4 separate regions of the Homo sapiens genome follow, and regions 2, 3 and 4 are each linked to region 1. The links are chromatin contacts, found by Hi-C or POLR2A ChIA-PET in ENCODE. All regions are on one chromosome and are shown on one strand. Each heading gives the region's core, a stretch centred on a gene start or an enhancer-like site at or near the end of the contact. The rest is flanking DNA. Distances are from core to core; before and after follow the strand shown. Region 1 overlaps JMJD1C (jumonji domain containing 1C). Region 2 has its middle 6.4 kb from the start of TRS-TGA1-1. Region 3 overlaps CCDC6 (coiled-coil domain containing 6). Region 4 holds the start of CCDC6 (coiled-coil domain containing 6).

Region 1 (3,684 bases), core at 473-2,972:
AATTTTTTTAGCTTAGAAATCCTTTTTTCAAATTAACTTAGAATAATTTAAATCATTGGTCGGCTTGTTGAAATTTACCCTTAGAACTCTGGCCTACCTTGAAAAGGAGAGCTCTCTTCAGAAGAATGTTTTTCATATTATAAAATGACTAGGTCTCATAGGAAATGCAAGCCACCTGTATTATTTGCGTAAGAAAGAGGCACTCCAGAAGGAGAACTTTACTTCTTTTTCAAATCCTACTTAATTGAATTGTATCTTTAGCCACTTAGATAATACCTTTTGTGGACCTTTTTGTTAACCTTCATGAGTTGACCTGATATGGTACTGTTTGAAAAGAAATAGATCATTTGATAATGTTCAAGGATTAAAAGTCCTCTTGAGAAGATGCCAGTGTTTTCTAGTTTACTTAAAAACTAAACTGACAGAGATATAATATGAAAAAACATTTTTTACAGTAGGGATCAGCCGAATATCCCTGTTTATGTTACATATTTCATGTCAATTGGTCACGTAGTGGTGGACACTTTTAAAGCCTAAATACAATAAATGCTCTTGAATTTCTTACAAACTTTTTGTCACTTAAGTAAAATAATAAATAGGATTTTATGAAATCCTATAGGATTTTATGTAATTGAAAAGTGTTAAATGATAACAGTAGAAGGAAATAGCTAAATAATGTGAGGATTTTCTATTTTGAAAATGTGATTTCTCACCCAAATAATAGTAATTTTGATAAATAATAGAGTGCTTAAAAGGTTAGCCTAGGATATGGGAGAGAGGATATTACTGTGACTAGATTTTCTGATCTTAAATATCGAAAATAAGTGAGAATATAAGAGAGTTTTTCCTGTTTTTTAATTAAGAAAATATTATTTGTAACTTCATGATGTAGATAGCATAGAAATAAGACTTGCTTAAATTTAATATTAAATTTTTAACTTTGAAACATTGTTACAGATTGCAGTGAGTCAACCTGAAATTCCTCTTAGGAATTTCTTAAATATAGAAATTAACTCCTTAAAAGCCACTCCAAACCAAACATCTTGAAGTTTTTCCCTGGAGTATGTTTATTGTTATTAACAAAATGTTATATATTTTTTAAGACAGAATAAGAGAAAGGGGAAACACAATGATTTTGAAATGCCTGGTAATTTGTACTGTCTATGCCAAAATCTTTGTTTTGTGTGGAAATATTAACACAAATTACCCTGTAGCTAGAAAGATTTCTCCATGTGATATAGGTAACTTAGAAATTGAGTTGATTATTAATTCTGTTTTCCGAACTTTTTTCCAGTTAAAAAATTTTTTTATAGTAAAGCAGCTGTGTTTTTAAAATGGTGGAATTTTGTTTTCATTTTCAAGTTTTTAGAACAGTACCATGAATATAAGACACTTGTATTTTATTTAATCTTCATCTACTTTGAAAGTGAGTGTGATAGTCATAAAGAAATTTATACATTGTATCCCTGTTTCCTTCCTCTTCCTACCCTGGCTCTGTCCCTGTCATCCCCACCCAAGATACGAGTTAAATCTCATATGTTAAAGGTATCTTCTTAAAGGAATCAAATGACCTTGGATTGACTTTTTTTAAAAGAAGTAGTGGAGATTTGGACTTGACTGCAAAGTAGAGTTTTGTGTAGTACTTCTTACCGGACTCTCTCTACTCCCTTCCTCCATGCTTCTCTCACCGAAGCTGCGGGATTTTTATCTGTGCTTGGTGCAGGGGCGGGGGTGGGAGTGCAAGGGGTGGAGTTAAAAGACCAGATACTTCCTGATCATTTAAAATCCTGCTTAATGTGAATGAGCTAGACAAAAAGTGTACATTGAAATAATAACTACTCTCTTTAATAAGAAATAATACAGTTAAAAAAAAAAGGTGGGGGTAAATAGCTCTACAACCCAGTTTACTGTTTCAAAAGCAATTTCTCTTTTTAAGCAGACATTTTTACACACATGCATATTTTATTACATCCCTTTTTAAAAGTAAACAGTTGGGACTTAGTATACTCAAATATGCCCATATCACATGTAGATCTAGTTTGTTTCTTTTAAATAAACACAGATACCTTATGGTGTAGATAAAAGCATTAGTTTATAATATGAAAATTAATATTAGGTACCCTAAGACTCTGTAGTGATAATGACATTGATACATTGTATTGGTGTGTGTTCCTTCATAATTTCAGGATACTACCCAGAAAATTATCATTAGAAATTTTTTTTTTCTTGGCAGACTTTCAAACCTCTGGTTGAAAGAAATATACCCAGTTCAGTCACTGCAGTAGAATTCCTTGTAGATAAGCAACTGGATTTTTTAACTGAAGATAGTGCCTTTCAGCCCTACCAGGTAAGAAATTTTAGATTACTTTTTAAAATTAAAGGTTAATTAAACTTTATTGATATTCAGACATTCTTTAAACAATATTCTTTAAATATCATTTCATCTAACTTCTAGTTGTGTGAAAAACCCAATGAATGCAGTCAGTTGATTTTGCTTATAGGATAAACGATTTATTAATTCAATTAACAATATATACTGAGAACCTACTATGAGCCAGGCAGTGTTCTGTTGCAAGGAATACAGAAGTAAACAAAATAAAGTATCTGACATTCTAAATAATCATTATTAGAAAATAATTGGTTAAATATTAGTATAAATTGTCTTCAATGCTAAACGTTAAGAATTGGGTAAATTAATATAATTAAATGAGATTAGTGTTTATGTATACCTATCAGTTTAGCATAATAGTTCTTTTTTTAAAGGGGAAATTTTTTTAGATTGTCAGTAATTGAATGATTTTATATATAAATTTCAGTTCTCCATTATTGCAATTTAAATACAAATACATTTAATTAGGAAAACATTTTCCAGTTGACTATTAGCTTTTAATTATGTGAAGAAACTCATCAAAAGTATTAAGCTAAATATTTTTTAAGATTGTTGAAATTACCAGTTAATTTTTTCAGGTATAAGTAAAGCTCACAGAATTGTGTGTGTGTGTGTGTGTGTGTGTGTGTGTGTGTGTGTGTGTGTGTGTATGTGTATTTTTTTTTTTTTTTTTTTCCGTGATGGAGTCTCACTCTTTCACCCAGGCTGGAATGCAGTGGCACGTTCTTGGTTCACTGCAACTTCCGCCTCCTGGGTTCAAGCAATGCTCCTGCCTCAGCCTCCAGAGCAGCTGGGATGACAGGCACACACCACCACGCCCAGCTAATTTTTGTATTTTTAATAGAGATGGGGTTTCACAATGTTGGCCAGACTGGTCTCGAACTCCTGACCTCAAGTGGTCTGCCCGCCTCGGCCTCCCAAAGTGCTGGGATTACAGGCGTGAGCCACCACACCTGGCCTTCATTTGTATATTTAGAGTTTAGGTTGAATTAAATGGATATATTATAGATTTCTTTTTACTCAGATGTTTTAAAATAATACAGTAATTGCATGGAAAGAAAGGATGAGTGAACCAGTTTAAATTTTTTCTAATGGAGTAAAAAGTTAATACTATTTTATTTCAGACTTGTTACTGTTTTTCAAAAATAAAATGTAGAGCTATTATTTCCATGGAGAGAACAAGAGCTTGTGTTAATGAGCAGTTATTTGTTGTGCATGGATTTGTAATACTTAGGGAATTAGAATAGTTCTCTTAGGTCCACCAAAATGAGATGTTAGTTCATTTAGTGTAAACA
Region 2 (3,684 bases), core at 690-3,189, 4.5 Mb before region 1:
CATCTGCTGTCAAGTGGAGCAGACAATCCCAGTGTACATGAGAGGATTCTGGAAGGATTTGGGCCATTCTGATGTACTGAGATAAAATGATCTTAAAAAACATTCATGTCCTTTCTTGGTATCTTTGTGTTAATGGAAATAATGAGATTTCTTGGATGTGTATAAACCAGGAAGAACTAGTGAAACGTCAACCAGCCTCTTGACAGTGTCCCACTTAATGATATCTTCACAGTGATAACCTGGGAAGAACTTTTTTTATTATAGTGAGGAGAGTCCTCTAGAGCAGAAATAAACTATAGCCACAGGCCAAATCCAGCCCACTGTTTTTGTAAATAAAGTTTTATTGGAACACAGTCACACTCATTTGTTTACAGATTATCTATGGCTGCTTTTGTGATACACAGGCAGAGTTGAGTAGTTGCAACAGAAACCATATGGCCTGCAACACCTAAAATATTTACTGGCTGACCTGTAGAAAAAGTTGCTAACTAATCCCTGCACTAGAGGTGGGTACCAAAATTAAGTGCAGCATTTCTGTGCTCCAACATCCTAAGCACAGGTTATTTCAAAACACTAGCATTCTGTCTCCAATGATGGAGACAGATGTCTTTACATCTGGAAGACAAGTAGCTTTCAGAGGGATACTGTGTATATTCATCTCTTGGAATGACTTGTGGTGTCAGATAAAATGTGTCTAAAGTTCGTGTGCTGAACAATTTTTTTTTTTTGAGACTGAGTCTTGCTCTGTTGCCCAGGCTGGAGTGCAGTGGCACAATCTTGGCTCACTACAACCTCCACTGCCCAGGTTTAAGAGATTCTCTGGCTTCAGCTTCCGAGTAGCTGGGATTATAGGCATGCGACACCATGTCCAGATAGTTTTTGTGTTTTTAGTAGAGACGGGGTTTCACCGTGTTGGCCAGGCTGGTCTCAAACTCCTGACCTCAAGTGATCTGCCTGCCTTGGCCTCCCAAACTGCTGGGATTACAGGTGGAACCCACTGCGCCTGGCCTGAACAAATGTTTTGATAATTGTGTCTCAAATGAATATGTTTGGGAGGGAAATATATTCCCCAAGAGTCTTTGTAGACCTATGTTATGTAGGAGGTTTTATTAGAATAAAAATTAAAAGAACAAAGGGGGCTCTGAGATCCCTGGGGTGGGGACCAGGAGATTTATGAGTCCAGCAGACAGGAGCTGTGCCCCACCTCAGCCCCTGAGTGAGAAGCTTGTCAGCTCTAGCCTCTTCTCCACCCCGACCTCAAGCAGCAGAAAGCATCACAAGCATAAAGCCCACAGGCCACGTCCTCTGTCACTGGATTCTTCTAAATAGTCTGAGATATGAATGGAGAACTGGCCTTGCTCATGCATGCCTCCCTTGGCAGCCCAGCACCAGACAAAGCAGCTGAGGTAAGACTAAGTCCATCACAACCACTCTCTGGGCTGTGAGAGCCTGTCTCAGGACCCAGGATCCGAGGCAAGGGAAGGGAATGGATATTTTAAGAGCATGTGTGTGAGATGGTGGGAAGGAAACAGAAATAATTCATTTCCTGGGGCTTCTAGTCTATGAGCCTGGGTGAGCTTGACTGACCAACTTCATGCAGATTGGGAAAGAAACTAGTCATTGGAACAAGAGCTGAAAGCTCTATGTTTTCTTCATCAGTGCTTCAGATAGAACAGGATATCTGTTTTACCTGAAAATTCCAGTGTCAGAGCCTCTGTCTCTCTCACCCCTGCAGGAGCTAAGACTTAGGTATTATTACTAGTTGTTTGCACTCTAGTATGTAGAAAGAGCCTGAGACCAGATGTTTTTGGGGACATGGGCATATTGGGAAACAAGACTCCAGAAATGGGCATTCCCTCCAGAGGGGACTTGAAATGCAAGCTTTACACAGGTTGTAGGCCAGCCCTATCTCTCACTTCCTTTTTCTACTGCCTCACTACACAACAATGCCTCCATTAATGAAACCTCTGAGGATGAAACTCCTTTACAATGAACATGTTGAGTTAAAACAGAACAACAGCTTCATAAATCATGCTAAACAGTGGTGCAATATATCAAATGGTTGAGCTGCAATATTCCTGCAGATCTATGCACTCAGGGCACAAATCTCTTCAGGCACAGTTTTGATTCATCCCCAAAGCTGCAGGAAAACAGTTTACCCTCTGCTTCCCACCCCTTCAGGTGTTCTGAGACCTCTTGCTTTCTGATCCTCACAATCACAAAATTCACTCAACAATATTACTTATTGAAGGCCCATTAAATAGCAGATAAGGGGATTTTGTGGTTTTACACACACGTGTACACACACACAGAGACATTAAGCAAATATTTCACACTAAAATATCACAAAGCATGATGTGTTGTGAAGAAAAAGAGTAAAATGGTATGAAATTACATAAGAAGGAGGACTGATCAGTTTGATGGGGAGGGAGACATTGGAACATGTACAGAATTCCTAAGGTGGGAAAGAGTTTGGTCTTTTCAAGGAACTAAAAGAAAAGAAAGTACATTTGGCTAGAGAATGACAGGGAGAGGCCCGGTAATTATGCCATGCAGGATCATGGAGAGCTATGGGGTCATGCTAGTGATTCTAGTCTTTATTGTAAAAGCACATGGAAATCCCCAGAAGAGTTCTCAGGAGGAAGGTTATAAGACCAAATGTGCATTTTAAAAGAAAAATTTATTTTATGGAGAACAGATTGGAGGGGAGGAAGAGTGGATTGGAGGAGATAATTAAGAGGCCGAGAAGTAGTTGAGATGAGAGGTAGTGTTGATTTGGACTGGGTGGTGGTAGTAAATATGGAACAAAGTTGATTCTCAGCATATTTAGGGGCAAACTCAATGGCACTTGGGTTGAATAGGAAATGGGTTAAGGAATAGGGAAATATCAGGATCATTCCAAGTGGGTGTATCCTGCTCCATGGCTGGAAATGCCACAAACTGGAATGGATTTGGGACCTGGATTTAGAAGGGAAGGATAATTGTAAATTTAGCATTTCTACAGATTAACTGATTACAATTTGCAAAAAATTCACTTCAGTCTATTTATGTTTAAAACCTTTGAACACTGATCAGAAAGTTGCAGGACCTAATTTCTACTAAAGGAAGTAGGTAGAAAAACATTTGGGAGAAGGGGACCTTGATATTATAACTTCCTCTGCCTTCGAAGAGGGGTCTGATTGCCAGGCATGTTGAGGCACAGGGACAAGGCTGAATTGCTGTGTAACATAAAAGAATGAAAAAGCTGGGGTCTTGAGAGAAAATCCTCAAGACAGTGCATCATGTGAGGTTGGGTCAGAAAAAGCTGGCTCGAGGGGATGCACAGGAGGGTTGGTAGTGGATAAGAGAACTCTGGAGAAGAGAAATGTGGAAAGAGGAGTTGAAATGGTTTCCTCTGAGAAGAGGAGTGCACTGCAGAACCTCTTCCACATCCACCCCCACCCCTTCCATGGATTTTTCTTTGCTCATCATGGAGAGAGCTAAACCTCGAGTTGCATGGAGGCCAGTTGGAAAGTGAACATTCTCAAGGAGACAAAGGTGGGGGTGACCCATGGAGGCAGAGGTCTGTATGTACTTGCCTCCTGGTTCTGTCTGCCCTTTCAGTGCTAGAAGACAAAGAATGGGAAGAAAAGGTAAGGAAAAATATGGAAAGGGAAGGAAGGGTACATAGGCTGTTGTCCTCTG
Region 3 (3,684 bases), core at 771-3,270, 3.4 Mb after region 1:
CTTTATCCAGTTTATACTGCATACAGAGTTTCTTAAAGCAGGCTCTACCCTGATCACCATCAGTATATGTGATAGGGATCTTAGCCCTCTGTTCTCAAATATAGTTTAGGGAGTTTTAGAGGAAAGTGTGTTTCCTCATTAAATAATCAGTTGAGTTGACTCCAATTTGTGTACGTGAAACCAACAAAAAGAATATAAACTTTTAATATTATGGTCCAGTTGGATAGGATTTATAATTTTGAGTAACCTTCCAGTAAAACTTTGTGATTCATTAAGTTTTTCCCTGTCATCAGCCTGTGCTGACATAAGTTCAGCTGATAGAATTGAAAAGAGCAAAGAGAAGAAAAAGTCTAGACTTCTAAATACAGTGCGAGAGGGAGATGATGGCTGCCATGAATGGTATTAGCATTGCTTCTTGTATCAAGTGTGACAGTTGGCTCATCAGGGACATCGGAGTACGTCTTAGTTTTTGATTCTGCAATACCTTTGCAAGGTATTGATACCATCATTTCACTTGGAGGTCATAAAAGGGAGAGTTTATTTCCTTTCCTTGTTCCCTGTCCCATAGCTTCCAGTATCACATTTCACTCATTGCTATACTTTAGTCCTTTTCGTAACTGACAGTGTTGTCTGCTTATTGCAAAGACACATGGTATTTAACTCAAAGACTAAGACTCAGAGTCCATTGATGGAACAGAGACTGGAGAGACCACAGTGGGCAATGGACCCAGTTGATAGGACCCTTCCAAGTCCCTGGGACTCACTGTGTTTCGGGGGTACGAATATATCATTTTTTTCTTTTTCCTACTGAATTAAACCTTTTTTTTTCAGTTAAAGTCGATCAATACGGTAAACACCCTTACACCCCTCACCTAATTTTACTAATTTTTTTTTTTGAGGCAGAGTCTTGCTCTGTCGCCCAGGCTGGAGTGCAGTGGCGCGATCTCTGCTCACTGCAACCTCCGCCTCCCGGGTTCAAGCGATTCTCCTGCCTCAGCCTGCTGAGTAGCTGGGATTACAGGTGCGCGCCACCACGCCCGGCTAATTTTTTGTGTTTTTACTAGAGGCGGGGTTTCACTGTGTTACCCAGAATGGTCTCGATCTCCTAACCTCATAATCCGCCTGCCTCGGCCTCCCAAACTGTTGGGATTACAGGCGTGAGCCACTGCTCCTGGCCAGTTTCACTAATGTTTAAGGTTACCACTTCCATGTCACCACTTCTCCCTGGCTTTCCTTCTCCCGCCGGCTTTCCTTTCCTTCTCCCCGCGGCTTTCCTTTCCTTCTCCCCGCGGCTTTCCTTTCCTTCTCCCCGCGGCTTTCCTTTCCTTCTCCCCCTGGCTTTCCTTTCCTTCTCCCCCCGGCTTTCCTTTCCTTCTCCCCCTGGCTTTCCTTTCCTTCTCCCGCCGGCTTTCCTTTCCTTCTCCCCCTGGCTTTCCTTTCCTTCTCCCCCTGGCTTTCCTTTCCTTCTCCCCGCGGCTTTCCTTTCCTTCTCCCCGCGGCTTTCCTTTCCTTCTCCCGCCGGCTTTCCTTTCCTTCTCCCCCCGGCTTTCCTTTCCATTCTCCCGCCGAGCATTACCTTTCCATTCATCCCCCCGGCTTTACCTTTCCTTACTACCCCGGACTTTCCTTTCCTTACTCCCCGCGGCTTTACCTTTCCTTCTCCCCCCGGCATTTCATATTCCTTCATCCCGCCGGCTTTCCTTTCCTTCTCCCCGCGGCTTTCCTTTCCTTCTCCCCCCGGCTTTCCTTTCCTTCTCCCCCCGGCTTTCCTTTCCTTCTCCCCGCGGCTTTCCTTTCCTTCTCCCCCTGGCTTTCCTTTCCTTCTCCCCGCGGCTTTCCTTTCCTTCTCCCCAGCTTTCCTTCTCCCTCCCTCTCCTTCCCTCTCTGTTTCTGTTCCCTTTTGCCCAACCATCTGAAAGCAGGTTTTGGATACAAGAGCACTTCATTCCTAAGTATTCGTAAGTATTCAGTGTGCCCCTCCCAGGGACAGGAACGTGGAGTGAGGATATTTTTGAGGTTACGTCTACCCTATCACACATTGTCCCCTTCATGGGGACTCTCACAAGAAAATTGTTTTCTTTGGTCTTAATACCAAGTAGAGCTCCTCAGTTTTGGGGCAACAAAAACTGCTTAGGCAGCCAGGATGTTCAGCGAAGTTTTCAAAATGCATACTACCTGTTGATCAGCATGTGTGTAATTTCAACTTTTGGCTTCATTTGAATATTGGACTTTTTTTCTCCTCTGGCCATCCATGCCTCCTCTCCCTTTAAAATCTTACACATTTATGCAAGAACCCCCCAGTGAATTTTAGAATGAATTCATGTATTAAAAATTAGCCCAAAATGAATCTGAAATTTTAGTAGGCCCTCAGCTGATCCCTAAGAGAGGAAAGGGGCATAATTGTCTCACCTCGTTATGCCCCTTCTGGGACACCAAGATAAAGAAGGTGGAATTTCCCCCATGTGAAGCCCCAACAGTTTCTTTTTTTCTTATGAATGTGCTGCCGGGATGTTCATCTTAAAACCATTCTGAAGTCTTACAGGACACATCACACTCTGGCTCACACCCACTTCTCGGGGATTGCCCTGGACCTCTCATTCTCTGGGCTGGGGTGACTGTCAGTATCAGGGGCCCAGGAACAGTGGTGAGTGGTAGGAAGTGGTGACATCTGTGATAATACAGTGAAAACAGTAGACAAGATATTGGTTGAAGATGGCTATTATGGTGGAAGATGTGGATTTAGTCAGAAGGCACATGGCTGAGGAGACTGTTGGGACCTGCTGGGCGGGGCTGAAGGGCTTTGGTTGGGGAAGGAGGAGATAAAGGGAGTGCAGCAGGGGGTCGGGCAGACAACGCTCTGCTCTGCCAGATTATAGAAAGGTAGTCATCTCTGATCATGTCAGAACTGATCGTTCCTTCCTGAGTTGCACAGAGGTGGCACTGGGCAGAGACTGGATAGCAGGACATCAGTGGTTTGAACCACCATCCTCTGTGCACCAGGCTAAATACAAGCAGTAACTCACATAACTCTCAAAAGGAGCCTGTGAGTATAAGAGTTATCCTCATTTACAGATGGAAGATGTGTCTCAGAGAGGTTAAGGAACTGGCCTAAATAGTGGACATATGCCACTTTCAGAGCCTCAGTTAAGTGGAGGCTGCTCTGTGACATGCTACCACTTTATCTTTTCCTTTTAAAAACTTTTTTTGGAGTATAACTTATACACATATGGTAAGTGTACATTTTGATTCATTTTCACAGATTGAAGGCACATGTGTAACTTGCACCCAGATCACGAAACAGAATATTACTAATACCTGGACTCCACTGTGCCCCCTTCCGGCCATTATCCCTCCAAGGGTAGCCACTATGTGGAGTTTGAACTCTGCTTAACTGGAATTAGACAGTGTGTACTTTTTAAGTGTTTAATGTCTTTCTCCCAGCATTATGTCTGTGGGATTTATCTATATTGTTGGTCTCTTCCCGTCTGAGATTGGGTCTTAGAACCTAGAGTGTCCAGAAAAACCATTTGTTACTATAGGGCAAAACCATTTGTTACTATAGGGCTGTAAAGTCCCCTGAGTGTACAGTTGGTATTTTCAGAACTTGTAAAATTGGAAAATGTGGTCCTCTCGGTGTCATCGTGGTCTGCCATGCTTTGAGCATTAGAAGAAAAAGCTACCTGG
Region 4 (3,684 bases), core at 581-3,080, 3.4 Mb after region 1:
TGTTTCCCCCTGTGGTGCTTCTCCCTGCTAGCTTTACTCTTCCATTTCAACCCTCAAGTGAGCTTTCCAGAATCCGTTTCCAATTTAACTCATTGTCTCATGTACTAGATCCCAAAAAAGTGAGAGAACTAAGTTTCAGTGCAAATTAAACTGGATCACTTGTAACAGAATGATTTAGATTGCCTATATGTTTCTCAAGAGCAAAGCCAAGCATTTCCTCCCTCCTGCTATACAAACAGTGACAGAGTTCAGAAGCCCTCCAGCACTAAGCTAAAAAATACCTGGGAGAAACTGGGGTTTAGTTGCTGTTGGCATTTAAGCTGTTTGCTAAAAGCAGCCATCTTGGTGAAAGATGATGTCATTTGGAACACTTGGTGTTTTCGAGTTTATTCTGAGGTGCCAGTTTCCAAGAGCCATTGAATCACCGTTTAATCATGAGATCAAATTTAGGTTTAAAGATAATGAGGGAGTGGGAATAAGAATCATTCTTCTTTCTTCCTAACACTTTAGAAATCTTTCAGAAAGTTCAACCCAACAGAAAAAAAAATTACACTTTTTTTTCTATTTTCTATTACCATGTGTTTGTTGTAATGTTAACTAAGCGTGGGTAATAAAACTAGTCTGGTCAGTTTCACTTTCCAATTTTTATACATAAGTGAAAGCTGTTTTGTGTCAACAGGGCAAAGTGTTTAGAATCATCTCACCTGCTGGGCCAATTTCCTGCAAGCCTTTCTTTGGGAAGAGGAAGGGGGAATAAAAGTTTTTGATTTTTAATTTCTTAAACTGCAAAGCTAGAACCATGAATTAGACCGCATTACAGTAATTACTGTTTTATTTTTACATGCTAAAGTTTTCTAGGAGTGAGCAAGAGGATAGCAAAGACGGGTGATGTTGCACTCCCACTCAATCATTACTATTTGTATAGCATAATGTTATGTCCGCAGTTACTTTGGAAAATTGGCACTTAAAGAGGTGTTTCAATCTTCTACTAAAAGTGTTTCGCCTTCCTTTTTTTTTTTCTTCATTAGGTAAATGTTACTGTCTTAATCCTACTACGAGACATGTGCTGGAAATGTTTGCAAAATGCAAAGAGAAAAAGAAAAAAACAGTTGCACCTTGTTTAAACAATTGAGCGCAGTGTGGTTTATGAGGTTATTAAAGGAGATGTGTGTCTCTCCTGCAAATTCTTACTTAACAAGGTTAACCTGTGGCTGCTGTTGTTTCATCCTCCTCGGCCTCTTGTAGAGGAACTTTGTTCTCTTAGGTTTATCCAAGCCTTCCTAGTCAAAAACACCTTGCTTTTGAGAATATAAAACTGCGTGTATGTGTGAAACAGATAGAGGGAGACACGCGCACACACAGTCGGCGGAAGATGGGGCCACAACACGGTAGAGGATGGGTGCCGGAGCCCGGCTGACCTTTCCACGTGTCCCCGGCACCTGCGAGGCTGGTGGGGCATCAGGTTTCCTTTTTCTCGGGGCGGGCGCGAGCCCGGAAGAGGCTGGGCGGCCGTGGGCTTAGATCAGGGGGCTCGGAGGCCCTCCCTTGGAACACGTGTGGCTGGCGAGCTGGTGGTGCGGGGGCAGTCCTTGGCTTTCCCGCACCCGCAGTGCCTGCGCGTTCCCAGCCCGCCCGTGGTCACCAGACGGCGGCGGGCGGGTCCCGGAGCTTTCAGCCAGCTTTGCTGGGCGGCCTAGGGAGCGCGCCCAGCCCGGCTGGAGCGAGCCCCAGTGCAATACTGCCCAAGCCCGGGCGGGGTCTCTGTTCTCTGGCAGAGGAGGTCCCTTGGCAGCGGGAAGCGCCCTCTCTTTCTCTCGCCGCCGCTCCGAGTCTGCGCCCTGGTGCCAGGCGCTCAGCTCGGCGCTCCCCTGTGCTCGCCCGGCGCCCACTCATTCGCAGCCCGGCCTTCGTCGCCGCCGCCTCCCTGCTGCTCCTCCTCCTTTCCCCAGCCCGCCGCGGCCATGGCGGACAGCGCCAGCGAGAGCGACACGGACGGGGCGGGGGGCAACAGCAGCAGCTCGGCCGCCATGCAGTCGTCCTGCTCGTCGACCTCGGGCGGCGGCGGTGGCGGCGGGGGAGGCGGCGGCGGTGGGAAGTCGGGGGGCATTGTCATCTCGCCGTTCCGCCTGGAGGAGCTCACCAACCGCCTGGCCTCGCTGCAGCAAGAGAACAAGGTGCTGAAGATAGAGCTGGAGACCTACAAACTGAAGTGCAAGGCACTGCAGGAGGAGAACCGCGACCTGCGCAAAGCCAGCGTGACCATCGTGAGTGCCCCCCGGGGACGCGCCGCAGCGCCGACCTCCGCCCGCCCCGGGAGGGGCTGCACCCGAATCCAGCCACCCCCCAAGTCTTCCCCAGATTCCCGGGGACCCTCTGAGAGCACACTCCCTGCGGGGACCTGCTGGCTTCCGGGAGGAGAGGGAGGTATCCCTTCGGGGCCACGCGGGTCTGTCCTCCTCGGGGGTCTGAGGACCCTTGCGCGGTGCGGGGGAAGGCTACTGTGGCAACCATTCATGGTCCCTTTTAGCCTCTGGAGAGGAGGCCCCTCCGGGGCTGGGCTGGAGGCTGGCGGCGTGGCTGGGGGGCGGGGTAGGACTTTTTTCAGCCCTAGCATGTTTGAGGGGTGCGTCCAGAATCTGGGGAACCCCAGTCCTGGAAGAGGGAGGAAGCTGGGATCTCTTACTGGGTCCTGGCTCGGAGTGTGGGGGTTCGCAGCTGGACTGGGCACTAAGCTGGCATCTGGACTGCGCTAGCTGGATCGCCCGGGGAGGGGGCGGGAGAGAGTGGCCGGGAATCCGGGAAGTGGAGTTTTCTGGCCGGGATCGAGAGGGAAGGGCGGGTACGGCGCTAATGCTCCCACCTCTGTTGGAAGCTCTTTGCTTTGGGTTGGGAGGGTGGACGGTTTACAGCGAGGAGAGTGCAGCATCCACGCCTGGACAGGGCTGGGGCCGAAACCAGGGGAAGGGTAGTGACTGTGACTCCCTGGCTGAGCCAGAGGTACGTGTGTTTGCTTCATTCGTGGAGTGGTTAGAAGTATCTTGCTTCTGAGTCTAGATACTGGAGAACAGGCCATCTGTTCTGTTTCTACCTGTCCCCTGGAGGCTGCCCAGAAACGGGTAAGCTTGGGTCTGTAGGTCTCTCTCCTGGTGTGGCAGGCGTTTAGAAAGGCCCCTATAGCAGTGATGAGGCGAAACGTAACTAGAAAAAGTACACTGTGTACTCTCACCTATCATCCCTGCCAGCTCACCACATCATTAACATGAAGGATCCCCACACAGACAACTGTATTCAAATCAAAAGTTCCCCAGCCAGAAGCAGAGAAGATGATGTCAAGAAATCAAGGGGGATAAATGGCCATAGCTGCTGCAAAATAGCGGATTAGGCTGAACTTTGAAATGAAGAAAAAGGGATGAATTTGGGGATAGAGGGTCACACCTTGGAAATGGAGCAAGTTTAGGATGCCCCTTGTGCCAGGAAATGCCTTCGGTGGAGGAGGCTGTGTATATGTGTGCGCACGCGTGTGTACACCCCCAGTGCTGGCTCATACATGAGAACTAGATGGCATTCTTAATTTGTGTAGAAAGCAAGTTGCAAGTTAAGTGTGATCAGTAGCCTAAATAGCAGTTGATTGTAAAAAGAAACTTTTCATGCTCAAATCCAATTTTGGAGAATGGAATTGGAGCA

The links. Hi-C counts contacts between places; a loop is a spot of excess contacts on that map. ChIA-PET counts read pairs that join two places held with the same protein, here RNA polymerase II (POLR2A). Pooled maps may share reads with other maps.
Region 2: a map of B cell shows a loop between it and region 1 (11-fold over the local background). The contact joins two enhancer-like sites. A Hi-C loop is called at or near these places in 1 of 168 maps with a recorded cell type or tissue (B cell), 2 of 37 single-sample maps with no recorded cell type and 11 of 50 pooled maps. POLR2A ChIA-PET finds 5 or more read pairs at or near these places in 2 of 52 experiments (CD8-positive, alpha-beta memory T cell and Panc1).
Region 3: a pooled map shows a loop between it and region 1 (12-fold over the local background). The contact joins two enhancer-like sites. A Hi-C loop is called at or near these places in 2 of 37 single-sample maps with no recorded cell type and 5 of 50 pooled maps.
Region 4: a map of naive thymus-derived CD4-positive, alpha-beta T cell shows a loop between it and region 1 (10-fold over the local background). The contact joins the promoter of CCDC6 here to the enhancer-like site in region 1. A Hi-C loop is called at or near these places in 2 of 168 maps with a recorded cell type or tissue (both naive thymus-derived CD4-positive, alpha-beta T cell) and 10 of 50 pooled maps. POLR2A ChIA-PET finds 5 or more read pairs at or near these places in 1 of 52 experiments (activated CD4-positive, alpha-beta T cell).

What each region holds. Positions count from the first base shown.
Region 1 is chr10:63,263,314-63,266,997 of GRCh38, reverse strand. JMJD1C (jumonji domain containing 1C) reads left to right here. Exons shown (of 26, transcript NM_032776.3): 3 at 2,234-2,347. Among named protein-coding and RNA genes, the nearest start is that of MIR1296, 110 kb to the left of the region's middle. Within about 2 kb of position 1,722, at least 24 of the 41 ENCODE cell types and tissues checked have a DNase peak (open chromatin) inside an H3K27ac peak, as active enhancers do; they include B cell, where a contact is called at or near this core.
Region 2 is chr10:67,769,011-67,772,694 of GRCh38, reverse strand. No RefSeq gene overlaps it. Among named protein-coding and RNA genes, the nearest start is that of TRS-TGA1-1, 6.4 kb to the right of the region's middle. RefSeq lists enhancers at 1,263-1,422, 1,603-1,792. Within about 2 kb of position 1,939, at least 3 of the 41 ENCODE cell types and tissues checked have a DNase peak (open chromatin) inside an H3K27ac peak, as active enhancers do; they include B cell, where a contact is called at or near this core.
Region 3 is chr10:59,880,172-59,883,855 of GRCh38, reverse strand. All of the region lies in intron 1 of CCDC6 (coiled-coil domain containing 6), which reads left to right. Among named protein-coding and RNA genes, the nearest start is that of CCDC6, 25 kb to the left of the region's middle. RefSeq lists enhancers at 2,393-2,542, 2,773-2,822. Within about 2 kb of position 2,020, at least 2 of the 41 ENCODE cell types and tissues checked have a DNase peak (open chromatin) inside an H3K27ac peak, as active enhancers do.
Region 4 is chr10:59,904,702-59,908,385 of GRCh38, reverse strand. CCDC6 (coiled-coil domain containing 6) reads left to right here and starts at 1,830. Exons shown (of 9, transcript NM_005436.5): 1 at 1,830-2,264. The coding sequence starts at 1,962. RefSeq lists enhancers at 1-195, 2,888-3,117 and silencers at 1,241-1,535, 1,718-2,057, 2,088-2,367.